2 separate regions of the Homo sapiens genome follow, and region 2 is linked to region 1. Evidence: chromatin loops called from intact Hi-C (ENCODE). Cell type or tissue: OCI-LY7. All regions are shown on one strand. Links, peaks and the distances in the headings refer to the core of each region. The heading gives the core; the rest is flanking DNA. Region 1 overlaps LOC105373188 (a long non-coding RNA gene). Region 2 has its middle 5.4 kb from the start of PPP1R2C.

What was found. A loop is a pair of places that touch in the nucleus more often than their neighbours do. Peaks named below come from ENCODE experiments on the same cell type or tissue, not always from the same donor. Only the 100,000 strongest peaks of a DNase experiment are listed, where the experiment ranks them.
Region 2: it touches region 1 in a loop (9-fold over the local background); 1 of 110 quality-filtered maps calls a loop at or near these places.

The regions. Positions count from the first base shown.
Region 1 is chrX:42,941,452-42,945,848 of GRCh38, forward strand. LOC105373188 (a long non-coding RNA gene) reads left to right here. Exons shown (of 5, transcript XR_949037.3): 4 at 1-12; 5 at 3,089-3,605. Among named protein-coding and RNA genes, the nearest start is that of PPP1R2C, 170 kb to the left of the region's middle. RefSeq lists a silencer at 3,057-3,116. In OCI-LY7, for the core only: a CTCF peak has its summit at 2,143; DNase peaks (open chromatin) are centred at 1,680, 2,410, 2,900 and 3,030; H3K4me3 peaks cover 3,020 bases; H3K27ac peaks cover 4,000 bases.
Region 2 is chrX:42,770,600-42,774,996 of GRCh38, forward strand. No RefSeq gene overlaps it. Among named protein-coding and RNA genes, the nearest start is that of PPP1R2C, 5.4 kb to the right of the region's middle. In OCI-LY7, for the core only: no CTCF peak of the experiment used is centred there; a DNase peak (open chromatin) is centred at 2,442; H3K4me3 peaks cover 525 bases; H3K27ac peaks cover 2,315 bases.

The DNA.
Region 1 (4,397 bases), core at 326-4,325:
CTGGCAATTATGGTAACTATACTAATCTTGTCTTAGGCAATTTGTATTAGTTTCTTAGGTTTGCCATAATAAAGTACCACAAACTGGGTGGCTTAAAACTATAGAAATTTATTCTCCCACATTATGGAGGCTAGAAGGCTGAAATCAAGGTGTTAGCAAGGTTGGTTCTTTCTGAGGCTCTGAAAGGGAATCTATTCCATACCTCTCTTCTAGCTTCTGATGAGTGCTGGCAATCCTTGGCATTCCTTGGCTTGCAACTGCTTTGCTCCAACCTCTGCCTTCGTCATGACACAGCATTCTTCCTGTGCATCTCTATGTCTAAATTTCCCTCTTATGAGGACACCAGTCATTAGATTAAAGACCACTTTAATCCATTACAACCTCATCTTAATTTAATTATATCTACACAGATCCTATTTTCAAATAAGGTCACATTCACAAATACTGGGGGCTAGGACTTCAACATATCTTTTTGAGGGAACACAATTCAATTTACAAAGGCAATTAAGTGCTGCCACTGCCACTTGGCCTTTGTCGTCTCAAGAGTCTATCATTGTTATTACATTTAGGGATCCTAGTTTATGGTAGCAGTTCCCATGATAATTTCTGGTCTATAATGAATAGTCAGCACAAAGCTCATCAAGGATGCTGGAGCTCCCCTTACAGATTTATTTCTCATAGCCAGGGTAAAGGGTGTGTTCTGAGAGCCCTCTCAAGGTGAATGAGTAGGTCTTATATGATAAAGACACTCCAACATTCAAATGTTTCTAAGCCTTTAGATATCTTCCTCTACAGTATACCCCAAAAGTTCTGGCATATTTTGATTTCATTTATTGTAGGTCACTTTTGGGTCCATGTTTCAGCCAACCAACCAAGTAAACTGTCAAGCCCCTCAACCTGAAACACTGAATCTAGAATATTTGCTTAGTTGGCCCTGTTATGGACTGCATTGTTGCCTCCTCCCCAAAATGTGTATGTTGAAACCCTAACCCCCAATGTGACTATATTTGGAGATGGGGATAATTAAGTAAAATGAGGTCATAAGGGTGAGGCCTTAATTCCATAGGGCTGATGTCCTTATAAGAAAAGGAAGAGACATCAGCGCTGTCTCTCTCTCTCTCCACGTGAATGCCCAGAGGAAAGACCATGTGAAGGTACAGTAAGAAGGTAGCCATCTGCAAGCTGGAAAGTGCCCTCCACAGAAACTAAGCCTGTTGGCACCTTGATCTTGAACTTCAATCCTCCAAAATTGTAAGAAAATAATTTTTTTGTTATTTAAGCCACCCTGCCCATGGTATTTTGTTATGGCACGCCAAGCTGATGAATACAGGCCCATATCAACTAATTCTGCCCAATCCAACTTCATTTTCCTTTCACTTTGACTCCATATCTTTAAAATTGATTCCTATGCATATCCCCCAGGTTTCTGACTATATAAAGTGATAAAACTGTACAATGCTTTTGGTATGCATAGCAGCTCCTCATGGGTTACACTTTGTACTTTACCCCTCTGAGCCCGCTGGGACTTCAGGTAAGTTATAGGTTTAGAAGCAAAGAGAGGTGGTGGGGGTAGGTCTTAAAGAGGATCAGCAGTGCCTTACCAGTCAACTACCTCAGGAAAGGCAGGCAAAGGAGGGCCAATCTTCTCAAGACAGGAGTAGAAAGGCTGCTTCTACTGGCAAAAAAGGCTCAGCAGAACTCAGGGGTTAGAGTCCCCAGCTTTGTGAGAATCTGCCCATAGGATCCCATTCCAGCTTTATATTCATACAGAGGCTACAAGGCTGAGAAATCACTTTGCATCATTCAGCCACTGGCAGGGCGGAGACTCTGAATTTTGGTTTTCAGGGCCCTGTGGCTATGGAAGGAAGATAAGAATTTCTTTCAGGGCAAACAGAAGCTTTCAGTTTCTTTATGTGGACTTTGAGCTGATAATTCAAATTCCCGAGCCTATCCTTTCCCTACTTTCTCCCACGCAGTTAGGAGCAAACAGCCAACCTCATTGTACTCCTTGGTTTGACTAAAATGTGCTAAGGCATCAAATACATGGTCACCCAGAACCTTGTCTTCTGTAAGTGTTTGATTAGGAGTAACTGTAAGGGATAATTGGAAGGATGGCCGAGAAAGGAATGAGGCCAATAGACCCAAGTTCAGGCAAGCTGATTTATTGTCAGTCCTGCCAGGCCACCTCTTGACAAAAGCAGAGGAGGCAGCCCCACTTACAGGCTATAGCAAGGTTTTATAGGGTGTAGAACTGGGTCAAGGTGAAGGAAAAAGAAAAGAGACGGGGCGGGGGGGGGGTCCTTTGTGCCAGGTGTCTGACCACTTCCTGGAGATGTTTTTCTTGCCAGTTCTGTTGTGCAAGGTAGATGTCTTAACCACATCCTGGAGCAGCTGGCCTCTGGTCAAACAGTTACAGGAGGGTTTGGGGTAGGGTGTTTTGCTTTTGGCCTTTGGGGCTTAGATCTATGGGAGGGGGAAACAGTCCAGTTGGGTGGACCCTAACAGTAACCAGTGGGGATATTTTGTGTATCTCTATTGCCACATCATGCCATTGACTACCAGTGCCCTTCTTACTGCTAGAAGTAGACTCATTAGTGCTTTTAAATTTAATCATATTAGAGAAGACTCAAAACCAAGTCAGAGAATTCATACTTAAGATTCTATCCCCCTGGAACCACTCTTGGTATTAAAATCTGTATCAGTTAGCATTTAATCAGAGAAGCAAAAACTAGTATCTATCTAGATCTCTATATTTATATCAGATATTCTGCAGAGTGGCATTATTGACTTTTGGGCTGGATAATTCTTTGTTGGGGTGTGAGGGTGGGGGACAGTCCTGTGAATTGTGGGTTTATCTATGGCCTCTACTCACTATATGCCAGTAGCACAACTCTCTACCCTCCACCAAGTTGTAACAACCAAAAACGTATGCAGACACTGCCAAATGTTCCCTGAGGGTGAAAATTGCCTCCAGCTGAGAACTACTGGTATCTCTATATTATCTATATTTTTATTTATAGCTATATGTATCTCTTCCTCTATCTGAGAGAGAAATTGGTTATACGGAATTGGCCTTATGCAATTGTAGGAGCTGGCTAAGCAGTCTCTGTATGGCTGTTTTCTCACACATGATGCTGAGGCTTCAAGATCACAGGGATGGCAGTCAGAAAAGGAAAAACACAAGCAGGCTGGAACCAACAAGCTTAAGCTGGAACTCCGTGGAGAAGGACTAAAACCTGTGTTCATTCTTGTTGCCTCTAACCTTGGTAATGAGGGTATCCAGCAGAAGTGGGGCCCTTTGTCACAAAGTGAAACACACACCCCTGGTCTAGGAGTCTGAGAAGCTGAAAGAATATCAGCGGCAGGTAGAGCAGCCACAGAATCAGATGCTGCTTCACACCAGTAGGGTGAATCTACAGATCAGCAACAATATGTGTGAGCCACAAAATGGCCACTGCTTCTCTTTCAGCCTCTAAATGTCTCAAGAATCTTCCCTATGTCTTACCTCAACTCAAAACAAACAAGAGAAAAAATTCTGGGAAATGCAATTCAGCCTAGACAAGGTGACATATGAGAAAGCCATTACAAGATAGTTTGCTCAAAGTAGGATCCAAATTATGTCCATACTCAAATGAAAATATTATCCAAGCTGGGAGAATGTGTGGTTCCAAAGACTGACTACAAAATAAATTATGAGCTTAAATGGATTAAAATCATATTAAATATGTAGAAACTTCAAAACTCCACAAATCCAAAGTATGTCATGTACGGATAGAAATTTTTTCTTCACTGATGAGATAGAAAAAGAATTTGTCTGGCACAATGTATGACCCTTTGTCTATTCAAAAATGATCACAGCTAATGCAAAACATTTAACAGAAAGATAAATTTAATGTTAACAAGCACATTTGATAATTGTCCCAGGAAAGATTATAGGTAACTGGATGGAAGTATTTTTCAAGTAATCTAGGATAGTCAACATTTTAAATGCACCACAGAGACATTTATCTCAGCAATTCAGCAAAGCAGCATCAACTCTTGAGCCAGAATAAAAGCTTTCAGCTTCTCTTTTGAGAAGATTCTGAGCATTTACTTCATTTATAGTAAGGCTCTCTCAAATTTTTCTCTAAGATTTCCCAGAACCTTTCTGAGGCTTCATGCAATTTATATAAGTCACTTAACAAGCACTTGTTGAGCTGTTACCATGTGTCTGGCACTCTTCTAGGTGCTCTCTATAGACAAAGAATAAAATAGACAATCTATTCTCAAGAAACAAGCCTTCAGTGAATCAATAAACAAATATATATACACACATATAGTTGTGACAAGTGTTAGGAGGAAAAATATGACTGGGCAAAAGGATGGAGAGTTATACAGAGGAATGCTCATGCCTTTTT
Region 2 (4,397 bases), core at 246-4,245, 170 kb before region 1:
GATCAAAAACTGCCGAAATCCAAAGGGCATCAGCCTAATGGCTAAGGTCAGCATGACCATAAACCACAAATAACATCTCTGACCAGTAACATTCCAGACCCCTCCCTGACCAAAGACATGCCAGCCCTGAGATAACTTCCTCTCCAGCTGGAAAGACGTCAGCCTCCAGATAACCTCCCCTCCACCCAAAGATATTCCAACCCCACCATAAACATCTCCCCCACACAGAAACATTCCAAGCTGGTGATAAGCCCTCTCACCTTAACACCAATATAGACTCTTAGTCTGTAAGAGAGAATGCTCCTGACCGAAATCAGTCAGAAGCCCTTCTCAGGTTTATTTTGGAGAAATAAATCTGTCTTTGACTGTTGAGCCACTCTTCATGTTTCTTTCCTCTTTTTTTAACTCTTACAGAATCTAGGTGGTGGATCACTGCATTCACTACAAGGTCTAATTTTGGAGCAGCCAAATCTCAGTTCAGACATAAAGCCTGGCCTGAGATTTGAAGAATGTACTACTGTTCCCAGACCAAAATGAGGATGGGGTTGCTTACTCTCACAGCCCAATAACGAGATGCAGGTGAACTGGGAAAGAAGAGAGTTTATTTCTGTAACTAGGTACATGGAGAAGGCTGGGAAAATATCACCAGACCAACTCAAAATTACAAAGTTTTCTAGAGCTTATATACCTTCTAAGCTATATGTCTATGTGTAGGTGTGCATTCATCTAAAGACATAAGTGATTAACTCCTTCTAATCTATAACTAAGGTCTGAGTTTTGAAGACCTTCCTCTGGAGCCTCAGTAAATTTACTTAATCTAGATGGGTCCAGGTGCCAGGGTGATTACCCTTATCTTGTCTCCCGCTAAATCATGGAGGTTTGAGGAGTTCCTTTAGACCACCAATAAAACTTTTTTGTGGAGGTCTGGGGAGTTTCTTCAGATCCCCAATAAAAATTTGCTTAATCCTAAACACATCCTGTTAAGAATTCCTTTGTTATCTTGTCATTCTTCAAGGCCCAGAAAAGGCCTGGGCAAAACTCTTGGTGTGCTTTTGTTACCTTCCAGCCTTTGAATAAGGGCACTGCCTCTCTCAGCTTTTAATATTTAACATCACCACTCAGTCAGTGCTGAAACAGTTGTTATGGAGGCCTGGGCTAGTGAGACCTGGCCTGCCGTACTACCCCCTGTCATGCATCCTGCCTATGTGTGAGAGGTAGAATTTGTCCTTGTTTAATATTAGGTTTAAAAGCAGAAAACTATCTGGCTTTGATAGATGTTACTGCCCCATACAGAGCTCCAAGACAGTGCTAACAAGAAGAATGTTAAATATAGCTAATATTGAATGGGTGTTCACCATGTGCCTGGTGTTGTTCTAAGCCCTCTCCATGTGTGACTTCATAAAATCCTCACTCCAACCCTATGAATAGGTAGTTTGGCATCTCACTAATGAGGAAGCTGAGGAGACAGAGACAGTGAGGGGACCATGAGTGCCTTCTCTTCTGTGACTCAGAGAAGATGAGGAATTCAGGGGTGGTGGGCTATCCCAGGTACATCACTGATCTTTGGTATTCTCTTACACCATCTTACACTCAGGTGTTACCAGGAGAGCAAGGTGTACTCTAGGCATCTTGAAAAGATAAAGTATCAGCCAGCAGATGTGTTGGGTGCTGGTCTGAGTCCAGGCTTTCTAAGAAACGTCATACTCTTCTGGAAGGCTTTTCTGAGTTCTAAATACAAGAGCAGCCTCCAGACCAACTCGAAAACATGCTTCAATCTGTTTTCAATCTAGGTTCCCTGTACATAAAGAGAGAGATCTTGTTGCTATATACAAACTTAGTCTCCCCTTGGCTTTATAAGCCCTGGGTGATAATTTCATCTCTGCTGCTAATGAGACAGAAAACCTCGCCTATAATGGGAAGCAGTTGGACTAAAGGGTCTTTAAGGCCTTTTCTAGCTCTAAAAGTTTTATGTTGCTATTAAAGTCAATAGTAATTAATAAAGGGAGTTCAGAAGGAAAAAAGAATCAAAAACACTCTGCAAATATAAAAGTGTCATGTGTTGCTATAAATAACTGAATGTGGTTCTTACCTGTGGTCTAGATTCACAAGACAAAATTAATTCCTTTCTTTTATAAACCTGGCTATGTCCTAGAAGTTTCAATGCATTTTAAAATTAAAATGGAGATTGGCTTTCCATCTAAATCCTGCCTGCTGTCCTCCCATTTCATCTCCTACTTTGCAGACTTAGTGATGATGAAAACACCAAGGACATCCTCAAAGAGAAGGTTATTTGAAGCAGCTGCCACTCAAGTCTTGCCCTTTGAGACTGTTATCTTTTCACTTTGTCTTCACCTGTGCCCCTCACAGCTCATGGAGCTAAAACTTGAGGAGCCTCAGGGAACAAGCTCTATTTGAATAGGTAAATTATAGACGAATTATAGAACACAATTTGACAGGAGGAAAAACTGCTCAAGTGCAACTTCTCAGTTCCGTTCTACAACATCTGTTGAGTACAAGACACTGTGCTTAGAGATGTCAGACACATGGGCACAGCTCCTATCTCCAAGAGGCCCTCAGTCCAGTGGGAAAAGAGAGATAGATTCAGAAATGTCAGAGAAATGATTGGTTTAACAGATGTAGAGAAAATGTGTGCAGATGAGAATAATAATAATAGCTATCACTTACTGAATACTTACCAAAAGCCTTGTGTTTTACTAGCACTTTTTTATTTAATCATTTCAACAACCAGAAATGGAAGGTATTGTTATAATTATCCTCATTTGATTGTAAGGTAACAGGCTTAAAGAGGTGAAATGCTTTGCCTCAAGTGACTCAGCTAATATATGGCAGAGCTTGAGTTCAAATCCAGATCTTTTTGACTTCAAATCCTTCACTGTCACTTACTGTACTTTTCTGCCTCCCCCAAGGCAGACACCCACTATTCTGACTTAGAAGTTTGCGGGATGAATTATACTGAATGTAGAAGACTGATTAAGACATGCAGTAAAAATAGGAAGACATATATTTTGGATAAAAGGAATAGCCCAAAGAAAGCTGAAGATATGGAAAAGTCCCAGGACTTTGTGGGTGGCAGTGGGAATGCCAACTCTACCAGTGCTGTGAGGAGCACAGTGTATAGCAAGATGTGGAGGAGGGACTACAGAAAGGGTTGCATTGGCGGGATGGGAACAGACTGAGTATAGCTGTGATTTCCATCTAGCAGCATACTTGTGAAAGTTTCTCAACAAATCTTTGTGTAGTTCTGACATTCAATGTAATGTATTTTTGCAAAATTGTATACACATCTCACACACACACACACACACACACACACACGCACACACATGAGTAGTGAGATCTGTCCCACAGAGTTGAGCTCAGCTAATTAAAAAGTTATATTGTAAAGCAGTGGTTCTCAAACTTGAACACTGGCCAGGTGCGGTGGCTCACGCCTGTAATCCCAGCACTTTGGGAGGCTGAGGCGGGTGGATCACCTGAGGTCAGAAGTTCGAGACCAGCCTGGTCAACATGGTGACACCCCGTCTCTACTAAAAATACAAAAATTAGCCAGGCATGATGCCACATGCCTGTAATCCCAGCCACTCCAGGGGCTGAGGCAGGAGAATCGTTTGAACCTGGGAGGCGGAGGTTGCAGTGAGCCGAGATGGCGCCATTGCACTGCAGCCTGGGTGACAGAGTGAGACTCTGTTTGTAAGGAAAAAAAAAAAAAACTTGAACATCCAGAACAATCCCCTGGAAAGGTTGTTAAAGCACAGAACGCTAGGCCTTAGCCCTAGAGATGCTGAATCAGTAGGTCTGGGATGGAGTCTGAGAATTAGGACTTCTAACCAGCTTCTGGGTGTTGCTTATGCAGCCAGTCTGGGGGCCACACTGCATGGCACTGATGTAGAGCAGGGTGTGACTCTGCTGTGAGTGCAAGGTAAGAGGTTCAGCACTTGAATATTATAGCCATAAGCTTCCTGTAACCCATGTCACACATATGTGCTCCTCTCTCCCTCTTTGTCCCTCTGTGCTGTTCGGTTTCAGGCCCTACTCTGCAGCGATAGTGGTCTTTCAAAAACATGAGTTTGATTATGTCACTATTCTGTTTAAAAATGGTGGCTCCCATTGCCTTTGTGTGGCATGTGAATCCTTTCATAGCCTTTCTTTCCTCTTTAGTCCTATGCATTCTCCCATAGAGAATACCTTGCAGCTCCCCAAAGGAACTACATCTCCTTACCTACATCTGGAATGCTAACTTCTATGAGTCTACCTCTCGTCACTTGGTTAAATTTCATGTCTCCTCTAGGTCTTATCCTCGATATCAACTCCAAGTGAAGGCCTTTCAAGACCTTAGGTGATGTCCCTCGAGGACCTCTGTAAAGCACTCTTGCACA